3 separate regions of the Mus musculus genome follow, and regions 1 and 2 are each linked to region 3. Evidence: chromatin loops called from intact Hi-C (ENCODE). Cell type or tissue: left cerebral cortex. All regions are shown on one strand.

Region 1 (8,000 bases), 97 kb before region 3:
TGAAAATCTGTTTTTCCAGGATTCTGTACTCAGAGCTATACAGCGCATGAGGCTCTGAGTTTGATCTCTGGAACCCACAAGACAAGTAAACTGAATGCTTTTATAATATGCAGAAAACAAGCTGGTTATGGTGGCACTGTTATCCCAGTATTGAAGAGGCACAAACAGTAGATCACTGTATGTTCAGGGCCAGGCTGGTCTACACAGTGAGTTCCAGGCCATTCAGAGTTACATACACACACAAACCAAATCCTAGAAACTTAGTGTTAAATGTTCAGAACAGCTAAAAAGCAGAAAAGCTGAATTATCCATTGGTCAATGACTGGACAGATGAATTATGGTCTACCAACACAGTGGAGTACTCTTTGGTATACACTACGCCGTGGATGAACCTTGAACACATCGCGCTGGATAAAGGAGGACAACAGACTGCCTATGCTTACTCAACTGAAACGTCTAAAACAGGCAAGTCCACAGAGAACAGACCAACAGGGTGGGATCAGAAAGCAACATCCTTTGGCATGATGAAGTGCGCTGTGTGAGAGAGAGGCTGTGTGTTTGCCAGTGGGAACCTGACCTGGTACTCACCACCCCCTGCCTCCTGCCCCTGCTTACCTTGATCCTTCTTCTCAGGTTCCTTAGACAGCTCCATTGCCCCTGCGGCGGCTCCAGCTGTGGCATCTGCATCTCTGGTCTCACCTTGTTCAGAATCACATTCTGTCTTCATTTTTTTTGGACTTCGTGGACTTTTCCTTTTCTCTGACTCATCTTTATTTTCATCTGTATTGTTTTTGGCTAAAAAAGAATCACATGTATGGTCACAGATATTCTTAATATTAGAATTTTTAAAAGATTCTTTAATTTATGTCTTTGTGTCTGTATACGTATCTATAGTGTGCAGGTGCCCTGAGAGGTGAGAAAGGACAAAGTAACTAAACTATGGTCTCTGCAAGCCACTCCTAACCTCTGAGCCACCACTACTAGTATTTTGAAAATAATATTGTAATCACAGAGTTGAATATTTTTAAAAATCATTTTCTCTCATCTTTCGTTAACTAAAATTCAAATCTATCAAAGCCTTATAAATAAAGGTAATTGAAAAAATCTTTAGAGTTTATGGGGCTGGAGAACTGGTTAGGCTGGTTAAGAGCACCTGTGGGTTTTGCAGAAGACCTGGGTTCAGTTGCCAGCACTCATAACTAACAGTGGTTTAAAGTCCTTTCTAACTCCAAGGCCAGGAGACTCAATGTCCCTTTTCTGGTCTCTGCGGGCACCAGGGATGAACACATGGTACACTTATATACATGAAGGCAAAATGCTCATATACATAAAATATAAATAATCGTAAATTTTAAAAAATGAGAACATCTACCTAGTAAATCAAAACAGTACTTCCCACACACTATTAAATGTTCCTGAGGACATATTCATTTAAAATACGGTCAGTATACTATGAAATCTGAAGACGTGGTCTTATTAAAAATAAATAAGCAAACAAACAAACAAACAAACAAATATTTCACAGGATAATGATGGCACACACCTCTAATGCCAGCACTGGGGAGGCAGAGGCAGGTGGATCTCTGTGAGTTTGAGGCCAGCCTGTGCAACAGAGCAAGTTTATGACAGCCAGAGCTACACAGAGAAACTGTTTTGAAAAAAGAAAAACAAACAAAAATCCTCAAGACCATAAAAACTGGAAACATTAAAGATTTCGTATTAACTGTATATACTAAAACAGCTGCTTGCTAACCTCCATCCAAGGGCTTTCTGTAGTTTACATTCGTGTTTCCTGGTAACTTGGGAAGAAATCTGTAAACGTGCGTCTTGCTAATCCAGCTCCAGCCGCCGTACCCTGTCACTCGGTACTCCTCACCTTTCTGTTTCCAAACCTGGCAAATATGGAAATGTAACGGTTAAGGAAATGCACGGAGTGTGAGAAGCGCCTGTCAAACACAAGCGAAGGATCAGGCACACTGGGCCAGACGCAGTGGGAAGGGAAGACAGGCACAACATGCCCGACCCTTATGGACCCACATGGTAGGAGCGGGAGAACCAAGTCCTATGAATTATGCTGTGACCTGTGTGTGTGTGTGTGTGTGTGTGTGTGTGTGTGTGTGTTCTCCTTCCCTTCACATACACATACATTTTCACATAAATAAAATTATAATAAAAGATGGCTGGAGAGATGGCTCAGGGGTTAAGAGCACTGGCTGCTCTTCCAGAGGTCCTGAGTTCAATTCTCAGCAACCACAACCATCTGTAAAGGGATCTGATGCCCTCTTCTGATGTGTCTGAAGACAACTACGATATACTCATATACATAAAATTAATAATTTTAAAAAATTATAATAAAAGGTTCATGCAAATTAAATTTACCAAACAACTATATTTTCAGTAGCAATCTAAAGATTTGTGAAAGAACTTACACTTCTATTAAATTTAACAATGTTTTTATCTCTATTACTAATTTCAACAAATTGGTCTCAAATTCTGAGAAAACCATGCTTACATGTGTTCACACTGCCTCATTAATTAAGATCATGACAAAGCAAAGCAGATCAGCCGCATTCGGAACCCCACGTGCACCGTGCCGACCACGGGGACAGTTACCTGGTGCTTCACTGGAAATGTGTATTTTACCCATGTGGCCTGCTGCATTGTCTCCTCCTCCTCTTGTTTTTTCTCCTTTTTTTTAACTTTCTCTTTTTCTTCCCTTTCAATTGATGTCATCCTATGTAACCTGAGAATACACAGATTTAAAAAAAAAAGAATCCCATTTAATTTTGGAAAATAAACAAAAAAGATATGAAAACTGAAAATTAGGAGGAAAACCAGAGATTACTTAGTTACAACTCTATGCCCAAGATGCTCAACAGACAGAACAAGCAGATGATCATTCCCTAAGAGATTAAAGCGCCAACCCTAACCCAACACTCACAGTCCATAAAGGCCTACTATAAACAGAACCGATGCCACACAAGCAACTCAAGACAATGGATTTTAGCCAGAAAATACAGACTTGGGACAGCTTTCATGGGGTGCAGAGGAGCCACCAACCACAAATCCATCCTACTGCTTCATAGCTTCTTTGAAGGTAAGTATCACACTTCCAAATTCCTAGCCAAACTAGGAGGGACCAATACTGTCCCTAAGGAAAGAAGCCACCACCGTCTATCTGCCAGCCGTTCACATCCATTTCCTGCACAGCGCCTGTCTGGGTCCTTTCTCTCACTAGTACTGGACTATTGGTTCTTTCACTTATACAAGGTCTTTGCCAATTGAGGAAAGCTTCCATTGTGGTGCAAATGTTTCCCCTCAGCTTGCCATCTCTCTTTCGAGTTTGATTACAATAATGGTTCTCCACTCAGAATTTTAAAATATGTCTGTCCAATTTCCTTCTCTATGGCACCTGGGTTTTATATCCACTTAAAAGGAATGTATCAGAACAAAAATATAAATTAATTCACCCTTTGCCTCTCTTCTATTAGCACGTGGGTTTATTCATTCCCTGAAACATGTCCTCTTTTGTAATGACGCGCTCGGGGTTGCACAGCTGGGCTTCCATGGCCCAGTTTAAGCACTCGCAGGGAGCACTGCCAGTTTAAGCACTCGCAGGGAGCACTGTTCGGCTTCCTCAGACCAGGAGGTATTTTGACAACTGCAAACATGTTTTTATATTTGTTGAGACAAGGTTTATGTATATGTAGCTCAGGCCGGCCTCAAACTTAATTGTCCAACCTCTATTACATAAAGATGAAGTTAAAGGTATGTGTACCTCAATTTAATACCTATTCTTTAAATAATTACTCTTTTAATGTGTAGATGTGAGAGACTGCATGAGTTTATGTATACCTCATATTTATAGGGGCCCATGGAGGCCAGAAAAAGACATCAGATCCTCTGGGACTGAAGTTACAGACAGACAGTTAGCACGTGAGTGCTGGAAATGAACTCAGGTCTTCTGTAGAGCAACCAGTGCTCTTAACCATCGAGCCATTTCTCTCAAACACTGTTTTATTGTTGGTTATTTCCTGAGACATGATCTCATGTATCCTATGATGGCCGGACACCTTGTCTCCATGTCCTAAGCACTGGGATTGAAAGTATGTGCCACCATGCCTGGCTTGTTACTTTCTGAGATTCGATCTCACCAAGCTTAGACCCTCAGGCTTGGCAGCTGGAGCCTCTACCCACTAGACCCAAGACTTTGACAACTACTTTATCTATTTGTCTGTGTGCACATTTGTGTGTGTTTGGAATGTGAGTGCCTGTGTGTAGGTGAAGGGTGAGCTCTCAGACACCATCAAGGAACTATTTTTGTGTCATACATAAGGGTGGTCAATTCAGACATTCACAGCTGATCACATACAGAAAGCAAGTGTCTGTGGACTCCTCAGTCACAAATGGAACATCTGCATCACTTCACTTCCTCTAAGGCTTAGGGCCTATCTCAAAAAAGAGGGCCTATCACTTGTAATATCGTTTGCAAGATGGCTCAAGGGGCAAAGACACCCGTCAAGAATAAACCAACTAACAAAGAGAAACCCTGTCTTGGGGAAAAAAAAAAAAAGAATAAACCATCTATTCACACACATGGCACACACAAGTACACACACACACACACACACACAAATTTAAAACAACAAAACCATATTTGGTCTCATCTTCACTACAGTTCTGTACCCTATGAATTATTGTAGACAGGAAAAGACAGTCTTTACCATGAACTCTCGGGTTTTTCCATGATTATGAATTATCTAGCATTTCAGAAGTCTCCACTACCCACCATTCCCAAGGCTCAGGATTTACTCACCGGGTATGTCCTAGAGACTCCCGCCATATTGGCAGCATCACAACTGGCTTAACTGCACACTCCAGAATTGCGAGAGCCAACGCAAACTCTCTGGGTTTACTACACATCTGAACGGCCTTGATCCAATTAGCCCTGCATTGCAGAAGGAAGAAATCACGTCACTCGGGTGCTCTTAAGGAGATTTTATACACCAGGAGCAGCACCAGGTATCACTCAGTCTCTCAACTCCTCAACCTATACATTCCTAAAGAATGTTGTAGAACATTCTTTAACTCTGGTCTCCACTTGACTCTAGGGATAAAGTTCTGACACCTGAAGCTACCCAGATGTGAGTGCTGCATTGGTACTTCTGACCCACACACATCTTCAGCTTCCTGCCCACTGAGACTTCACTGAACTCACTGGTATTAACGCTTTAAGGGACACACTATAAGGATCAATTTACAGGGAGTTAGCATTCTTAATGCAATAAATTAACGTCAGCGTCCTTTACCTGTGTGAAGCCCAATTGGGGTGAAGGAAGGATGAAGGAATGTTGCTCTCTAGCTGTGTGATGGTGAGTCTCAGGGTTGAGATGGTAAGGACTTTGGACCCGTGAACAGACCCGTTCCATTTGAACTCCCCAGCTGGAGTGAGACAGAATTTATGTGCAAGATGCCTCCTCTTATCATGGTCTTCTCTGTGCTGGTGTTTATTCAGAGCAAATGAATTGGTCGAGTATTGATTGTGGTAGACTCGATACTTCCCTTCTTGTCCCAGCTTAAAATAGTTGTTGATGTTCCCTTTCATGACCACCTCCTTTTTGGTGCTCAGCCGTGAAACCTCTCCTTGGGAGTTAACCACCAGCACCTAAAGAGGAAAGTAAGTCATTGTTTGTGTCAAAGATGCAAATTTTGTCTGGCCAACTGTCTTTCAATAATTGTAAACATTCCAAACAGGTGACATCTATGACTAAGAGACTGAAGTTTAATTGCTAAATTTGGGGGGTATGGGTTGTTAAAAAAGAAAGAAAAAATAAGCTACATTTCAAGTGAGGTTGGAGCTGGGCTGGTGTTCATGCCTGTCGTCCTAACACTCAAAAGGCTGAGGGGGAGGACCATGAACTCAAGTCTAGTCAGAGCTTCAAAGCCAAGCTGTCTCTAGGGTGGGGAACACAAAGGACCTGTGGAACAGCTCAGTGGGTACAGGCACTTGACAAGTCTGGTGACCAACTCTAATCTCTAGATACCACAAGGTGGAAAGAAAGAACTAACTCCACAAAGTTGTCTGGATTCCCTTCACAAATCTGGGCACTTGTGTGCACACCACACACTAATAAAATATAAGTTAAGCAAACAAAAACAAGGTGGGTGGCCAGGGCAACACAGTAAAACAGTAGCTTAAAAAAACAAAACAAAAAACTAACAAAGGAGAAATATATGCAATAAAGCTGACTCTGTAATGTCTTCTGCTCACTGAATTTCTAATAAATAGACTAAATTTGGGTGTATAAGTGTATTTACCATAAAACAAGCCTAACAATGTTGCTCTTGGTACTCACTACAAGAAAGAAAATACAATTCAAAACTAGATCTATACATTTCCTATACCTACTTTAAAGACTCAAGGGTGTAGTCCACATGTGTATGCCCGTGGGAACTGACACATGAGTGCGGGTGCCCCTGAAGGCCACAGGCTTCAGGTCTCTTGGAGCTGGCGTTGGGAGGTGCCCATTGGAAGGGCAACTGTCTCTCCAATGCACAATTGTAACCATTCACAGTGCACAGAATTTTGTCTTAAATAGAACACACCTCTTTCCCCTCCTTAAACAATTTATTTGCTTCATGGGCTGCAGCTGCCACCTGCTGACTCTTGAGCTGACTGAGTTTGCTCTCCGGGTTCCTCAGTCTGGTGATGATACGAGTGGACCCAGATGTTCCTTTCCCAGCTCCAGGGGACTCGGAAACTTCTCCATTGGACTTCTCCAGTCTGAAATCACCTGTTATTAAATGAAAAGGCCACGAAGTGATGTGGACAGGAAGGAAGTAACTACGAACGCCTCACTTATCCAACACTCATGCTGTCTATATTAAAGTCCGACAAGCAGGCAGACAATGTCCTTCCACAGGCCAAGCAAACGTTATCAGTCCTTGGTTTCCTCCAGAGCAAACACCAAAAGCAAAAAAATCCATGACTTGTTCATTATTTTACCGAAAAGTGGTAACTGTTTTGAAACACATCTACTGTAAAAGAGGGACCCCCAGAAACTTGCAAATAACAAACATAACAATCTAAATGCAAAGATGTTGCCTTGATTTGTATGTTCAAAAGAGAGTTAATTTTAGAAAGATTACCCACTGAACTTAAGTAGGAATAGTCTTAAATCTTAAACATAAGTGACAACTGAATTTTTCTCTACAGAAGTTGCACAATTATATATGGATAACTCATTACAACAATTATCCTCTTAACATGAGAATCTCTCAACATCTGCTTTTGATGGAGAAAGATGTAAATGTCCAGAAGCAATTTCTGCTTTCTATATGCACAGAGTTCATGTCAGATAATGAACACACATACCCCAGCTACTCATTACAGTATATTTTCCATTGGCCAGAAAATTGAACAAGACCTGATTTTTTAATTTAAAGCTTAAAAAAAGAAAATAAACAGTATAGCATTGGTAAATCTAAGGATGGGAATTTACCACATTATATAGATGGTGGTACTTTAGGCAAGTAAAGACAGATGCAAATGGGGGGTTGTTTACCATTAGTAGGCTCAATGTGTCCCCTCCCCACCCTACCCTCTGGAGAGGTTAGTCTATCCACTTTAACTGTATAATAGGACCATGTGTCCTGCCTGTGGAAGCAACTACAGCACCCAGACAGAACTGGACAGAGCAACCCCCATCCCATGAGGCCACTCTCCCAGTCAGGCATCACCCTATTCCATGTTTCCGTTTTTAAACTGGCTTCTCCTCTTGGCTCCCCTCCCTTTCCCTTTCTCTCGTAGAACTGAATGGAGAGCTCGCAAGCTGGGTAAGTGCTCTGGCTCTGGCTGAGCCCGTGTAGGATTCTGCTTTCCCTGTTAGTGAGGGTGTAAGGTAGAGGCTCTAACTTACACCTCGATGACAGAAAAACTGTGGCTTGCAGGAAACAATAATCCACAACACCCTGAAGCAGAAGAGTAAATTCCCAGGAAG
Region 2 (8,000 bases), 110 kb before region 3:
GAGTCAGAACATTTGGACTTTGTTCTATCTAACACATGCACCTAGCAGCTGACATACAGTGTATTTCACTGTTTCCTTCTTGATCAGAAAGAACACAGGAGAACTAAAAGCACAGCTGAGAGAGAATTGCTTGCAGGTGGGAGGAGTTCCAAGCGTGCCAGAGTTACCAAGTGCAGCACATTCCTGTGTTGGCTGTCAATCTTCTTTAGGAAATATTGGCAAATAACAGTTATAAACAATACCAATATGCAACTAAACAAATACCAAAATTAATACATCATGTACCATCTGGGTTCATTAAAAATATAAAAAAATTATGTGTGTGTGTGTATCTCCAAATCAGTACTTCATCACAGATTAAATCATAGTAAAGGAAGACAGGCTGAAGCCGGGCGTGGTGGCGCACCCCTTTAATCCCAGCACTCGGGAGGCAGAGGCAGGCGGATTTCTGAGTTCGAGGCCAGCCTGGTCTACAGAGTGAGTTCCAGGACAGCCAGGGCTATAGAGAAACCCTGTCTCGAAAAAAACAAAAAAAAACAAAAAAAAAAAAAAGAAGATGGGCTGAACTGATAGGGGCAGAGGCCACAGGAATGTCACCGTGACATCAGCATTTCTCAACAAAGAAATCCCGTTGTACACTAAGATTGCTTACCTGTGATGTGGTAGTGGTTCCTGCAGAGGCTGAGGTATTGGGCCTAATTGTGACAGTTGCAGTCCTGGGCTGGAATGAAGTAAAGGTTTGCTGGCTTGGACCTGTAGTCGATGGAATGATCCCCAGGACCTTCTGCTGTACCTGGACCATGCCTTAGAAAGAGATGAAGAAGACATGAACCACCCCCTTCAAAGAAAGGCAGTGGGTGCTGCTGGTGTCTGAGGAGGAACTACGTGTGGCGGGTTGCAGAGTGGGCTACACAGAATGTGACACCTGACGACTGAAACCAGTGAGGAGGAGATGGAGGATGGCGACAGCATGATCTGGCGAAGGTGAACTCAAACTCTGTGCGGTTGCTTCCCTTACCTCCTTGTGTTGCTGGCACATTTACAGCGACAATCTTGCTGTTTGCAGGAAGTGGCAATTTGGTAATTACTTTTCCTGCCATAGTGACGGGACTGCCCGTAATTTGGAACGTCTGACCTGTGCTGGCAATGGTGGTAGCAGAGGTGGCAGCTGTGCTGGTGGCTAATGGGGTATAAGACATTTAATAAACTTTAGATTTAAATAACCAGCAGCGAAGTGACTTCTAGGAAGGGCACCGATGCACGAAATGCAGATCATTCTGTATTTAATAAAAACACCCCTGCTCCAAGTGCCCTGGCTATGTGGGTACTGAAGGTGAGGACTGCAGAGAGGAGACGCACAAAGAGCAGCTATGACAACGACTGTCCAGCCTGTCTGCGCAAGCAGTGGCAGAGGCAGAACCACACTCTCAGGAAATGAAGGTTAGAAAATGCTTTTCCCCACCCAGAACAAAAGCAATGTTCCACTCATTCACCCTGGCTCTACCTGAATTGGACTGGCCTTGCTTCACCCACGTGGCAAAAGTTTGATGGAAGTTCTTGTTTTGCTGGAATGTGACTGTGGCAGGCGAGCCGACTTTTGTGGCCAGCACCATCTTTGTTCCAGGGGTGACCGAGCCACTTAAGGGAGCCACCATCACCTTCTGGGCTGGAGAGACAGTGCTGCTTGTGTTGTTTGCTGGGGACGTGGTGGACGCTGCGATGACTGCAGGCTTCTGCTGCTCCAAACGTTTCTGAGAGTCAAGAGAGGAAAAGTGAACTCCAGTTCTCCATGGCAACCCCCATTCTGTAGGGTTTGCCAGATGTTGAACTTGCAAAAGGAAAACATACCTGTCGAAATTTACCCCAGCCTCTATTTCCAGTGCCTACATCATAATAAATTAATCATAAATAAGAAATTTAAATGATCAAAATGTTCTATACAACATCCAGTGAGTGAGGAGGGAATGGGAAATCTTCCTGGAGACAGGATACCTGTGACTCTTAATCAGAGCAGGAAGAGTGGGCTGGGCCTGACAGCATTGCTAGCTTAGATTATTCCATCATAAACAGCAGGATAGTAGTTTTTACTATTACTATTCAGGTCAGCAAACTTGTCATCAAGTTAAATGGAAAAGTAAAAATAGTTTTGAGACTCTGTTACTGTTATTTATAGCCAGGGTCTGACTCTGTAGCTCAAGTTGGCCTGGAACAAACGCCATGTGATCTTGAACCTGGGGCAATCCTTTTGCTTCAGCCTCCTGAATACTGGGAATACTTCATGTACTATGTAATTAAAGGCACTTTAAATGCTTTATACAGAGGGAAATCCCATCAGCATTACTGGGGACACCACTCAGTTGGCAGAGTGCTTGCCTGGCACGCACAAGGCCCCGGGGTCATTATTCTGCACTGCAAAAAATTACAATGAAAATAAGTAAAACCAGGGTTAAACTGGGTGTGGTAGACACATGAGTAATCCCAACTCTGGGACCAGCCTAAGCTTTAGTGTAGGATCCACTCTAAAAAACCAGGCCCAGCCTCATGGTACATGCCTTTAATCCCTACACTGTGAGGCAGAGGGAGGCAGTTCTTTGTAAGTTTGAGGGTAGCTCTATGTATAGAGTTCTGGGACAGCCAGGACTATACAAAGAGCCACTGTCTCAAACAAAACAAAACAAAACAAAACAAAACAGGTACAAAAGACAATTCAACTCGCATGTTTTAAATGAAAGGCTATTTGGATTTATCCACAGTGGTCCACTAAGCCACAGCTCAGGCTTCCATACAATACGACTAGTGTTTGGGCAGTACACCTCATGTAGCAATAGTTGTCACCAAAATCAGTTAGCTGGCTTTGTAAATGCTAAACATGAAGAAACTTGGCTGACAGACAGGCTGTGCTAGGGACCCATGGACCCAGCTCACGATGGAGCTGTGATGAAGTCCATTTACATACACTCAAAAGTATGAGGCAGAAGGGTTGCCTTAAATTTGAGGATGCCTGAGATATAGACCAACACTGTCTCAAAACCACTAACAAGAGCTGGGCATGGCGGCTCATGTCTGTAACTGAAGTACATGAGAGACAGAGGCAGGAGGACTACCGTGAGTTTGAGGCCAGCTTGAGCTACCCACTGAGGTATGGGAGAGCCTGAGCTACTGTGACACCATGCTCCAGACTCTATGGAGCCCAGGGCGTCCCCAGGCGTCCCCTCTCCTCCACCATCCCAGGCACTCTGCTTGCATTGCTTTGGCAGACAGCCCATATACTTGAACAGAACTGGAAGGATGCTATCAGCGCTTATTTCTCAGCTTTTTTTTTTTTTTTTTTTTAAAAGATTTATTTATTTATTATATGAAAGTACACTGTAGCTGTCTTCAGACACTCCAGAAGAGGGCATCAGATTTCATTATGGATGGTTGTGAGCCACCATGTGGTTGCTGGGATTTGAACTCGGGACCTTCGGAAGAGCAGTCGGCGCTCTTAACCACTGAGCCATCTCGCCAGCCCTATTTCTCAGCTTTGTTCTGCATACTTAGAACCATCATCTGATCCAATTAGTTCAAAGGAAAATAGTAGCAAAGAAACAACACATAATTACAAGTATTGCACTAAGAGAAAATGCATTAAAAGCATGAAGAGCTACTTGAAAACAAATTAAAAAGTGGCGAACTAGGTTGTGGTGCAGAGATGACAAAATACACCTATAAAAGGGAGGAAAGAACAACTAGCCAGTTGCTATAGGAACAGATGCCAGTTGCTATAGGAACAGATGCTTATGCTTTTCTGTACATTTCCTAAGCTGAATTCAGCACATAATCCAATAGTGCTATTTCTCCAAATTTCAAGTGAATAGACAGATGCAGAATAAACTGAAAGACAGGTCAGAGCTTGAAAAACATGCTTTATAAAACCTTAAAGCCTAAAAAGTAAGTGTTTTTAAAATATATGCAGCTGGGGCTGGAGAGATGCTCAGGACAGGGCTGCTCTTAAAGGGACCAGAGCTTGTTCCTAGCACCTGCATAGTGGTACAGTCATCTCTAACTCCGGTTCCAGGCATCTGACACCCTCTTCTGGACATCATTGGTACCAGGAGTGCACCATGATACACAGACATATGCAGGAAAAACACCATACCCATAAAATAAAAATAAACGTGTACCTATGTCAACATTTCTGTTGTAAACCCACGCTAAGTGTTCTCTAGATTTACACTTGCAGAAGCAAGCACAGCCCTCTGATTCTTGGATACAGTACATGGGTCACCAGACAGGATGCTGAAAAACCAGCAAACGACTTGTCGAGGAGCATTGATTCCAATCAACTGAGAGCCTTGGTGAAGCTTCCTCCTTCACAGGCTTCACTGGAGCTCAGCAGGAAAAGAGTCTTTAGAGATGACTCAGGGAACTGTAACAGCAATCAGAGGCCACAATGTCCCACCACACTATGCTCAGTTTGCAGAGGTGCAGGGTCATGGATCACTGAGACAGTTTCAAGAATGAAACATGAGGTACACTTGACTTTAAGTATCCCACGTGAAGCCATAATCCCGGGCCTTTCGTGTTCCTGAATTTGGTTAAGAAGGTCACCCTGCCGTGCAGTGCCTCCCGGGAAGCTGCCCTGCTGCCCACTGACCTTGGTCTGCTGCTCTGCTGCTTGAGCCTTTTCTTTCTCCACTCTGCAGGGAAAAGGAGCGACTCATCAGAAACCGTTCACAAACGAAATCTGGTTGACTTGGCATCACACAGAGGCATGAACTGTTTCTTTTAAATGAATGTTTAAGGTAACTTAAGAATAACGAAACACACTAAATGTAGAAACAAGGCTTACACCAACTCCCCCGAGCTAGCATATACAATCAGAGGGTAGAGGAGACCGCAGAAGCTCCCATGTGACCAGGTGTTAACTGTTACCTCTCAGCAAAAGCCCTGATCTCCCAGAGCTCCAGCTCTTCTTCTGCTACCCAGCTCTCAATGATAACAGGGCCCGTCTGCTTGGGGGTCTCTGGTCTCTTTGGCCGAAGTGCACTTGATCGGAGGCCCTTCCGCTGAGGTGTGGGTGTTTCTTAGTGAAAGAAAATCAGAATGTTTTCAGCAATAATGTTCCCATGGAGTTCTTCTGACATCTATCTCATGAGGCATGGTGGATGGCAAACGACATCTTTTAACTTGAGATGGGCTCTGTTACACAGCCCAGGAGGCCACCACCAGCCAAACTTTTCCCTTTAAAGTGCCAGATATCGGCAAATCCTTGAGATCACAGAGGCCAGGTGGTCCACACTGCAAATCTGGACCAAAGTGCCTGGCTCAGGAGAGATTAAGAGCACTGACTGGCTGCTCTCCCAGAGGACCGAGGGACAATTCCCAGCACCCACATGGCAGTTCACAACTGTCTGTTACTTCATTTCTAGAGGATCTGCACAGACATACACGCAGGCAAAACACCAGTGCACATAAAGACATGTCATTTTTAATAAGAATCAGTGAAAAACAGTGTCTGTGCTACATGTAGCCATGTTACAATCAGAGTCCTTGTGAAAGCAGAACAGTGGCCATGAGTCCTGGGACAGGGCTTCCTAGCCCTGGCAAAGGCTGGGTGAGCCGCACATAACAACCTTCCCCTGCCTGGAACTCTGTTCCTTATCCTCTCTCCACGTGTGACTAAGCAATTCATCGCTGAGACTCAAAGACAATTTGCATGTTGGCAGTTTTCTGGCTGTGACATTGGATAGAGAAGAGAAGAGTAATTCCTGGCAGTAACCCTGCTCCAGGGACCGCTTGAGGATGCCCCTTCCTTGGCTCACCAGGAAGCAAGGCCAATAGCCATGTAGGCGCTGGGAACTGAACCTAGGTCCTCTGCAAGAACAATAACAACTGCTGAGCCATTTCTCCAGCCCCTAGTCTGTCTGTTTTTGAAACAAGTCTCACTCTGTAGGCCAGGCTAGCCTAGGACTCACGGCAATCTCTTGTCTTGGTGGTTGTTCTTCATGTTCCTCAATACAGGAGCAGTCTGCAGTGTCAGGTAGGTAGCCAAACCTCAATTAACAGAACACTCGGCCAAAAGGCCAGCAATGATATATTTTCTTCTATGTTACCTTTTGGTGCTTCTGGAACTCCAATGGGGCAAATGATCTTCCTGATACAATACTCAGAACGAATGCCATAAGGGCCCACATCACGCCTCTTAATTATCTCAGTGGTTGTGATTTCAGTTTCAGATGTTTCTGTGGGAATATGAGTTGCACACTGTTACTAACCACCTGGACTCTGTATGAGGAAGCTCAGGAGCTGCAGCCTTTGGCTCTCCTTTAAGGCAGTGAGTCTAAACCTTCCTTTCCCATCCCCTTGGGTTATTAGTGACCATCGCTGCTGGGTTACAACAGCTGAATTTCTTGGCTTCCAGTGGCCGCTCGCAGGTGGTCTTAATGTTTGTTTTTAGGTTAGGGCTCTCAACTGTGCTGCTTAGGCAGGCCAGCCCCTTCCTTTTTGATGCCCAAGGTGGCCTAGAACTCAATATGTCAGCCCAGGATGGCATCAAGTTTGTGGCAATCCTTCTGCCTCAGCATAAGTAGCAGGAAGAAGAACAATGATACAGCATCCAAGGTAGCTTCAAGAGGCAGCACTCAGTCAGAGCAAGGCCAGGGCTCCAGGATGCCCCGGGGAACTGGCTGAGCACACTGGATACTGAGTGCCACTGGAACTTGAGTTGGGGTATGTGTGCTGACTTACTTATAATCTAAACCTTGCCCCTTAACCTTAATTTGATGGCATCCAGAAAACTTAAGCAAGAGTAAACTTCTATAAAATAAGAGAAGTATTTAATAAATTGAGTGAACAGCACATGACTTTATTGCATGGCTAGGGGACAAACTCAGAGCCTTTCACATGCTAGGCAAGTGCGACAGCCACAGAACCAACCCACTTCAAGTTTCTTCTGTTGTTTATTTCATTTTATTTTATTTTGAGACAGCTTTTCTAGCTGGCCTTGAGCTCAAGCAGGTCATTAATTAGATCCTCTTGCTTTGGCCTCCAAAGTAGATGGCATTATAAACCCGTGCTGCCAGGTCTGGCTACCTTTTCGGCTACTCAGCCTTATATAATCTAAATTGGCCTTGAACTTACAGGTTACACACACAGCACTAGGACCTAACACAAGTCCTCATGCATGAGATATGTATGCACTTCAGCAACTAAGCTACATCCTTAGCCCACAGCTTTTACACTTAAAATGCAATTCCCTTACCTGTCCGTGTAGACCCTCCTCCTGGAGGAGCCTTGGCTGCCATGTCATCCCATCTCAAACTGGCCCACAGCAACCGTAACATCAGGCTCACTCCAGCCAAGGACTTTACCGTCTGTAGTCTATACCTGAAAGAAAAACCCAGATCAACTACAAACACACACACACTCTTTCACACTTTCTTCTCTTCCTCTCTATAAAACTGAAGGAGATGTTTCTGGCACTGACTACAACCTTAGTGCTGCGTCAGACTCTGGCATTACAGTCTTTAAAGTAACACATTTGGGCTCCCAGGATAATGTGCACTGAACAATTTTAAATCAGTGAGACTCATTTCCAATGCCACAGAAATAATATCTAAAGTATTTTATCTTAAGACTTGATATGACAACAACTTATAAAGATCTTTATATTAGTCTATAATGTATCTGCATGAAAAATACAGAGAAAAACAAAATCAGTAACTGTGTTACTAAATTTGATAGGAGTATTGAAAAAATCATGATGAATTAATTTTTGCTAAAACAAAACAAAAATCTGAAAATGTTTATATTTTCTCAAAGAGTAAAACAAACTAAAACACTCTGAAAGACCTTTTCCAATTGAACAGAATTCTGAAGTTCAAGCTGGCTTTTCCAAACATGAACCACTGCTCATGAGCACCACAAACACTATGAATGTACCAGTGCTGGGGAAGGTTAGAAGAAATCCATTACCAGAAATATACGGTCCTGCATCCGCTCCTCGGATGAGAAGGGAA
Region 3 (8,000 bases):
CAAGGCTGTTCTTGGCTACATGAGCCATAGGACACATGTCAGAACAAAATTAAGCCAGAAGAATCAACAAAAGACTCCCCAAAGAAAACAGATAAAAATGGCAAGGGGGGCTGGAGAGATAGCTCAGTGGTTAAGAGCACAGACTGTTCTTCCAGAGGTCCTGAGTTCAATTCCCAGCAACCACATGGTGGCTCACAACCATCTGTAATGGGGTCTGGTGCCCTCTTCTGATGTGTCTGAAGAAAGTAATGGTGGTGTACTCATATGCATAAAATAAATAAATCTTAAAAAAAATGGCAAAGGAAAGCAGCTCTGAGGTAGTATGTTTGCCAGGTATGCATATGATCATGGGTGTAATTCACCTACACACACACACACACACACACACACACACACACACACACACACACATACACACACACACACACACACACACATACACACACAAGAGAGAGAGAGAGAGAGAAAGAGAGAGAGAGAGAGAGCGAGCTCACACAAGTGAACAGATTTAATAATTGAAGGCAGCATTGACTATAATGCATTTCTTGTAAATACTGAAAAACACACAGGAAAAACAATTTAACCACGCCTTAGTTTCTGCTTAGCATATGTCCCTGATGGACACAGTGCAGTGGAAATGATTTGGAAGGATACAGCAGAGCTGCTCGCTTTGGTGCCACAGGACATGAGGTCACAGGGAAGGAGCCGGGCTCGTGTGCTGTGTCTGCAGGCTTATCATTTAACTGCTGACTATCTTCACTGCAGTTCCCATCTTCAGGTCCAAAGCCATTCTGAACAATTTCAATTTGCTCTTCCATTTCCTTTTTCTCATCTTGTGTGGAATCACTATAATCAAAAACTGACTCCATGTTGATATTACTGTCTCGAAGACAGTCATCACCAACGCTATGATGTTAATTGAAAGCAAGAGTTAATTCTTCTCACAATTCGAAACTTCTGTAAATTCATTTTCTAATCCAAGCATCCAACACCTCAGAAATCAGACTTAAATGATGTCAAGGGACTGAAAGCACAGGATCTAACTTACCTCAAGAAAAGTTTTAAGCAAGCACAGGTGGTGGACTCAGGAATGTCAGGGAACTGCTGTAGACACAGCTGTAACATCTGCACATCTGTGTGCTCTAGGGCAATCTCCATCAAGTCAGGGCATAAGCTGAGACCAGAAGTAATACAATTACTACAATTTTATATTTAAAAAATCATTAGTAAATTACAACAAAAAAAGTTTATTTTATGATTGTTTTGCCTGTATGTATGTCTGTGTACCACACATGTGCCTGGTGTCTCTGAAAGTCAGAGGAGAGCCTGGATCCCTTGGTACCAAGCAGGTCCCGAGAAAATAAATCCAGGTCCTTTGCAAGACAAGCAAGTTATTTCCAGCCCCAGTGTTTTTTGCTTTTGTTTTGTTTTTTAAAGAAGAATCACTATGTAGTCCAGGCTGACCTCAAACTCAATCTCTCTGCTCTGACCTACTAAGTGCTGGGCTTACAGGCACATATCTCAACATTGTCTTAATGTCTTTCTTTCAGGTTCAAAAAGCAGTTAAATGCTGAAAGCAAAGTTCGGGAGGCCATTCAGGTGGAAGAGATCTGAACAGTGGACCAAGGATGCTTAGGGGACTGGGCTATGGGCCACTTGTGTGGTATCGAATCAAGAATCTGGCTTTCCTCTGTCCATACCCTGAGAACATACATGAAGTTGAGCTGAGCAATAACAGATCAGTTTGTTTCATAGAGGAAATTTCAAGAGGTCATTTAGTTTGATACTGAGAGACCACCTGTAACTATTAAAGAGATCAACACCCTTAACTAGAAACCGTTTAAGCTAGAATGGACAACAGGAAAGCTGTCCCAAGAGCAGAACATCATCCCTTATCTAGTGAATATTCAGAGTCATTTAAAGAAGTCTACACTGAAGGAGTTCCCTGCTCCTCAAATCCAACTGCCCAGCAAAATGTTTCCCTAGGGCCTGCACAAATGAGCTGATATGGCAGTGGTCTGAGCCATTTCTTGAACTCAGCAGCATTATCATTGCAGTAATAGTCTGAGGGCAAAGATGTGGAAACTGAGGCAGGCAATGTATGGTGGGATTGAAGTCTCTATAAAGAGGACTCACAAACCCACTGTGCGAAGCTGTGAAGGTATGGAGAGGTCTATGTGGTGAAGCCCATGTCATCACAGCAACAGGAAAGGAACTGAGACTACTATCATGTCCAGGCAGCAATCTCTGGTGAGCTATGTGAGTGGTGTTAATTTGTACATGATCACTTATGAGTGGATGTTCATAGAAGTGTGTGCCCGAGTCTGTGGAGGCTCCAGAGTGATACTGAGTGGCTTCCTCTACTGCTCTTCACCTTATAAGAGGCAGGGTCTCAAAGAATCACCCTCATTGTTGAAAGTAAATTTACTCTTAAGTGGGTTATTAGTGTCCAATAAGCATGTGATTATATTAAGGTGGTGGTAGCGGGAAGATAATCTTGATTCCACTGGGAATCTTAGGTTTTCGTAAATTTATTGGGAAAATAGTTTTTCCTGTACTGCTGATGTTTCTTTTTGGTACACAGTATCTTTCTAAAAGAAAAAGCATGAAGGAGAATTGAGGTGTGTATACATTCCCCAGATGACCAGCATTGTATTCGTGAATACTATGTATCTGGAATGAGCAGCGTGCAGGCTGTTAATTTTTCAATCTGAAGTAAAATACTTTCAAGGAAAAAAAAAGAAAAAGAGGCAGGGTCTTCCACTGAACCTAGAGATTGAAATTTTGGCTAGTCCTATTTTTATCTCTCATACACTAAGATTGCAGGTGGGCTGCCATACCCCACCATAATTTTATGGGAGCGCAGGGAGGCCAAACTCCAGTCCTCATACTTCACTTGCTGAGGTACCTCCCAAGAACCAAATAAAATAAAACAAAAACCTACAAGTACAAACAACAAGATTAAAAAAAAAAAAAGGCTAAGTCTGAAGCAGGAGACACCCACACCCACCTGTAGGAAAGCACGTGTGTTTGGATGAGCTGTGTCAGACAGTTCCGGGGGTAAAACGATGGCTCGGCTTTACATCTTCCCACAAGCCCTGCTACTAAGTCTCCAATTATAGTATGAAAGGCAGGTGTTGACTTCGCCAAAAACTTACGGAGTTCTACTTCAATGTGCTTTTCTGAATCTTTCTGAAAGGGCAGAATTAAACAATTTAGCCTGAGACATTAAGAAATATCAGTCTGAACTTAAAAAAAAAAAAAAAAAAGAAAACATGAATATTCATGTAACCCACTCAAGCAAGTTGACAAATTGTACAACACACACACATACACACTACAGAGGAGGAGAAATCTAAGGGTTTATAAACCCAGTTACTCAGACTACATTACAAACACCATGTGGACTCTCACATACAGGAAGAGCACAACAGCACATCACTAATTTTATCAGATAATAGAGTCAAATAAGGCAAAGTTTGGTGACCACTCTGACAAAGTTAAAATGCAAATGTTCACCATAGCTAACAATAAACATTAGAACATGAAGGATGGCACTGGAGAGATAACTCAGCTGTTAAGAGCACTTGTTTGTGCATATGATCTGGGTTCAGTGCCTAAAATCTACACTGTAGCTTACTTAACTTCCCAGGCACTCTGGTGCTGTGCACTCATATACTTAATGAGCATACACATTGAGTTCTTTCAGTCCACCTCTGTATGGGTCCCAGGGATCAAACTTGGCCACCAGGGCTGCAGGACAAGTGCCTTTACCAACTGAACCATCTCACCAGCCCCATTTCTAGCTTTCTTTTTAAAAAATTCTCCTTTATTAAGTAGGCAGTGATAGCATATGCCTTTAATCCCAGCATTCAGAAGGCAGAGGCAGGCAGATCTCTTGAGTTCGAGGTCAGCCTGGTCTACATAGCAAGTTCCAGGACAGTCAAGGCTACCCAGAGAAATCCTGTCTTGGAAACAAAAAACCAAAAACCAAACCAAACCAAACAACAACAACAACAAATCCAAACAAGCCGGGCCGGGCAGTAGTGGCTCACTCACGCCTTTAATCCCTGCACTTGGAATGCAGAGGCAGGCAGATTTCTGAGTTCGAGACCAGTCTGGTCTACAGAGTGAGTTCCAGGACAGCCAGGGCCACACAAAGAAACCCTGTCTCAAAAAAAAAACAACCAACGAAACAAACAAACAAAACCAAACAAACAGAATTACCTTTATTATTGATAAAAGTTGTTTGAATCCTGGAACTTCTGGCTGTAAATTTGTTTCAACTTTTTTTCTCCTAAGCTGTAAGTAAATAAATTTGTTAGGTTTTCTAAAAATGCAAAAGACCTATCAAAACATCAAGACTATGAAACAGATTAGAATACTAGGTATGATCATATACTTAGAAAATACATATTCAGGATTTATTATTTAAAAATTATATTTGTTTTCCCTTGGGACTCAGAGTCTCTCTCTCTATAGTTCTGGGTGTCCTGAAACGCACTATGAAGTGCGTGGCTTGACTCAAACTTAAGATATCTACCTGCCTCTACCTTCCAAGGGCTGGGATGTGTCACCATGTCCAGCTATTTTTATTTTTTGTGCAAGAGTATTTTGCCTTCATGTGTGCATGTGTAGCATGTGTGCATGTGTAGCATGTTTAGCATGTTCAGTGCAGGCCACAATGGAGGCCAGAAGAGGGGGTTGGATCCCTGAACTCTGGGCTGCTATGTGGATGCTAGGAGCAACACCTGGTCTTTTATAAGAGCAGCCAGTACTCTTAACCACTCAGTCACCCCTCTAGCCCCAATATTTTCTCTTTTGTTTCTTTTTTAAAAAGATTTATTTATTATACATAGAGTTCTGCCTGAAGGCCAGAAGAGGGCACCAGATCTCATTATAGATGGTTGTGTGCCACCTTGTCGTTGCTGGAAACTGAACTTGGGCTTCTGAAGAGCAGACCTCCTCTTAAGATTTTCTTCCCGCACAGGCCAATGTGCGTCTCCCTGGGGTGTGTGTGTGAACGCAGGTACCGGAGAAGGCTACAAGAGGACACTGGAGTTATAGGCAGCTGTGAGCTGTCTCAATCAGTACTGAACCTATATTTAGGCCCTCTGCAAGAGCAGCAAGAACTCTTAACTGCTGAGCCAGCTCTCCAGCTTCAATACAATATTTTTTAAAAACAAGATTTATTTATAAATAAAGTGCTTTTATTAAAAATCTAAAATTAAGCTCATTGTTTTTTGTTTGTAACTTAGGCTGGACTGGACCTCACTAGGCCCAGACTGCCCTCAAACCCGCAACCCTCCTCACTCAGCCTAAGTGCTGGACTTAGAGGCTTGAATCACATCCAGCTTTGGTTTTAGTGGTTTTGTTTTGTTTTTTTTTATCTGGACACCTCTACACTCAGGAAGATATTACTGCTAATTGCACACTGGCATATTTTCTACTTGGGACTTAGTTGATATCACACACATCCTTTAATACTAACATATACTGGGGCTGGAGAGAGCCCCACTGAGAACATCTGTTGTACTTGCAGAGAACCTCAGTTTGGTTTCCAGTACCGACGTGGCAGTTCACAACTACCTACAACTCTAGTTCAGGGCATCTGACTCTCCTCCCCTTGCCTGGTGGAGCACGTATATACTTGGGCACATGAACATAAAATAAATAACTATTTAAAAAAAATTAACATCTAGAGTTGCCAAGTATCAGTTTGGGTAAAAGCTGTACAGTTACAATGCTGAAGCCGTTATTAAAAATCAAGATGTAGCTGACAGCTTTAATCCCAGCACTCTCGGGAGGCAGAGGCAGGCGGATTTCTGAGTTCGAGGCCAGCCTGGTTTACAGAGTGAGTTCCAGGACAGCCAGGGCTACACAGAGAAACCCTGTCTCGAAAAAACAAAAACAAACAAACAAAAGAAACACACAGGAACATTTACAATAATACAGCTTTTCCTTGTTTTTTTTTTTTTTTACATTCGCACTAACATTTCTCATCCCACTACTGAACTTACAGTTCTTGACTGCTCTGCACCGGAGGACCCAAGTTCATATCCTGAACATGTTTCCCAGTTTACAAAGTGGGGCACAGAATGAGTGCCTAAGGAAATACAAAACATAAAATTACTGGATTATTTTGATCTAATATCATCAAAGCAATGAACAGCAAAGGAAAACCATTTATGCACAATTTAAGAGAGGTCTAAGCCAAGAGGTGGAGGTGCACGCCTTTAGTTCCAACGCCTGGGAGGCAGAGGCAGGCAGATCTGAGTTAGAAGCCAGCTTGGTCTGCAGAGTGAAGTTCCAGGAGAGTAAGGACTATACAGAGAAACTATGTCTAGAAAAACCCAAAGAAAAAAGGAACCAGGAGCCAATAAAATGATCTAAGAAAGTAGAGAGGGTTCTACCTGACTCTTGTGTGTGCTTGAGTTTTCCAAGAGCGCCTGCTAGAGACGATTCTTCACACTTGTATGGAATCACAGTTAGACTTTTTCCATGTAGCATGAATAGTACTTCCCCATGATACCAGAGCTGAAAGAAAATAAGCATCCATTTTTCTAAAGTCTGACTGTTGCACATACACTCACAAGCCCCTGCCCTTACTTTCCATTACTGTCCACTCACTGCTGCCAGTCTCATCTTCCCATGACCCTGCTCCACACTCATATCTCAGACAAATTTAAGTCTAGATCCAGCAATGAAAGAAAATCCTAGCCAAGCATGGTAGCGCACGCCTTTAATCCCAGCACTTGGGAGGCAGAGGCAGGCTGATTTCTGAGTTCGAGGCCAGCCTGGTCTACAAAGTGAGTTCCAGGGCTACACAGAGAAACCCTGTCTCAATTACCCCCCCCCCCCAAAAGAAAAAGAAATAAAGAAAATCCTAAACTGGGCGTGGAGGCACACGCCTTTAATTCCAGCACTCAGGAGGCAGAGGCAGCCGGATTTCTGAGTTTGAGGCCAGCCTGGTCTACAGAGTGAGTTCCAGGACAGCCAGAGGTATACAGAGAAACCCTGTCTCAAAAAAACCAAAAAAAAAGAAAATCCTGATTTCTAAAATTTTCATATACTTTTCCTACAAATGTGATTCTTCTTTATGACCCAAGTTCCATTATGTATATATTCTACATTGTCTTCATCCATTCAGTCATTGATGGACACATAGGTTCATTCTTTTTTAAAACAAAAACCCAATCAAATGTAAGCTCTTAGGTAACAAAATCAACTGTAATTCTAGTTTTCCTCAGAGGAAAGAAACTTAATAGAACTAACTAACTAAAACAAATAACTAAGAGAACGATGGCACATGTCTATAATAATTCCGGTACTGGGGAGGTGGAGGCAGGAGAATTGCAAATTTGAGGCTATGCTAGGCTACACAGCAACATCTTACCTCAAGCAAAGACCCAAACTCAAACCCCAACAAAACAGAGAAACCAAACCCAAACCCAACAAACAAACAAGAAAAAAAAGTCAGACTTACCTGCCCACTGGTTCCTTGTGGCAGCTCTTTTGACGTCTGTAATGTTTGAAACTTTATGTTCCATATGGAGAGGCACTCTATAATATAATTTACAGAAGTTCAGAAACAGACCTAAACAGAAACACAAGCTATTCTGGCATGAAGGAAGGAGGCAGAGGGAAACACACAAGTTTGCTTGATGTATACAAAAGAGTGGCTGCCCCAAGAATTCAAACAGATGAGGCACAAGGCAGGTAGAGAGTGGAAAAGCCCCACAAAGTTCAAGATAGCAGATCTGAGTCTGTAATTAAAACAACATTCAAGAAGGAAGTCTAGGACCAGATGACCTCACCATTGAATCCCAGCAATCATAAAATCAGCACCAAATTATTTTAGAATATAGAAGAAGTCCTAACCCTCTTGTGGGCCCATGTTACCCTGAGGCCAAAGCCAGCACACACAGGCATATACATGTATGTACACACACAAACACACAGAAGCATGTACTAACAGTACAAAATAAATAACACTTAGC

The links. Hi-C counts contacts between places; a loop is a spot of excess contacts. Peaks named below come from ENCODE experiments on the same cell type or tissue, not always from the same donor. Only the 100,000 strongest peaks of a DNase experiment are listed, where the experiment ranks them.
Region 1: a loop joins it to region 3, with 2.2 times the contacts of the local background. A loop is called at or near these places in 5 of 42 quality-filtered maps.
Region 2: a loop joins it to region 3, with 2.4 times the contacts of the local background. A loop is called at or near these places in 4 of 42 quality-filtered maps.

What each region holds. Positions count from the first base shown.
Region 1 is chr11:107,075,907-107,083,906 of GRCm38, forward strand. Bptf (bromodomain PHD finger transcription factor) reads right to left here. Exons shown (of 28, transcript NM_176850.3): 5 at 6,607-6,794; 6 at 5,310-5,665; 7 at 4,817-4,948; 8 at 2,614-2,743; 9 at 1,754-1,892; 10 at 616-795. Among named protein-coding and RNA genes, the nearest start is that of Bptf, 52 kb to the right of the region's middle. In left cerebral cortex, no CTCF peak of the experiment used is centred here; DNase peaks (open chromatin) are centred at 3,556 and 7,817; H3K27ac peaks cover 320 bases.
Region 2 is chr11:107,061,032-107,069,031 of GRCm38, forward strand. It overlaps Bptf (bromodomain PHD finger transcription factor), which reads right to left. Exons shown (of 28, transcript NM_176850.3): 12 at 7,244-7,368; 13 at 6,096-6,224; 14 at 4,915-5,065; 15 at 4,637-4,679; 16 at 1,505-1,751; 17 at 653-804. Among named protein-coding and RNA genes, the nearest start is that of 1810010H24Rik, 39 kb to the left of the region's middle. In left cerebral cortex, a CTCF peak has its summit at 4,086 (motif pointing left); DNase peaks (open chromatin) are centred at 3,159, 3,758, 4,020, 4,467 and 1 more place; H3K27ac peaks cover 2,532 bases.
Region 3 is chr11:107,172,556-107,180,555 of GRCm38, forward strand. It overlaps Nol11 (nucleolar protein 11), which reads right to left. Exons shown (of 18, transcript NM_133702.3): 8 at 7,487-7,563; 9 at 6,414-6,537; 10 at 6,021-6,106; 11 at 4,228-4,302; 12 at 3,011-3,192; 13 at 1,049-1,174; 14 at 655-906. Among named protein-coding and RNA genes, the nearest start is that of Gm39425, 13 kb to the right of the region's middle. In left cerebral cortex, a CTCF peak has its summit at 4,891 (motif pointing right); no DNase peak of the experiment used is centred here.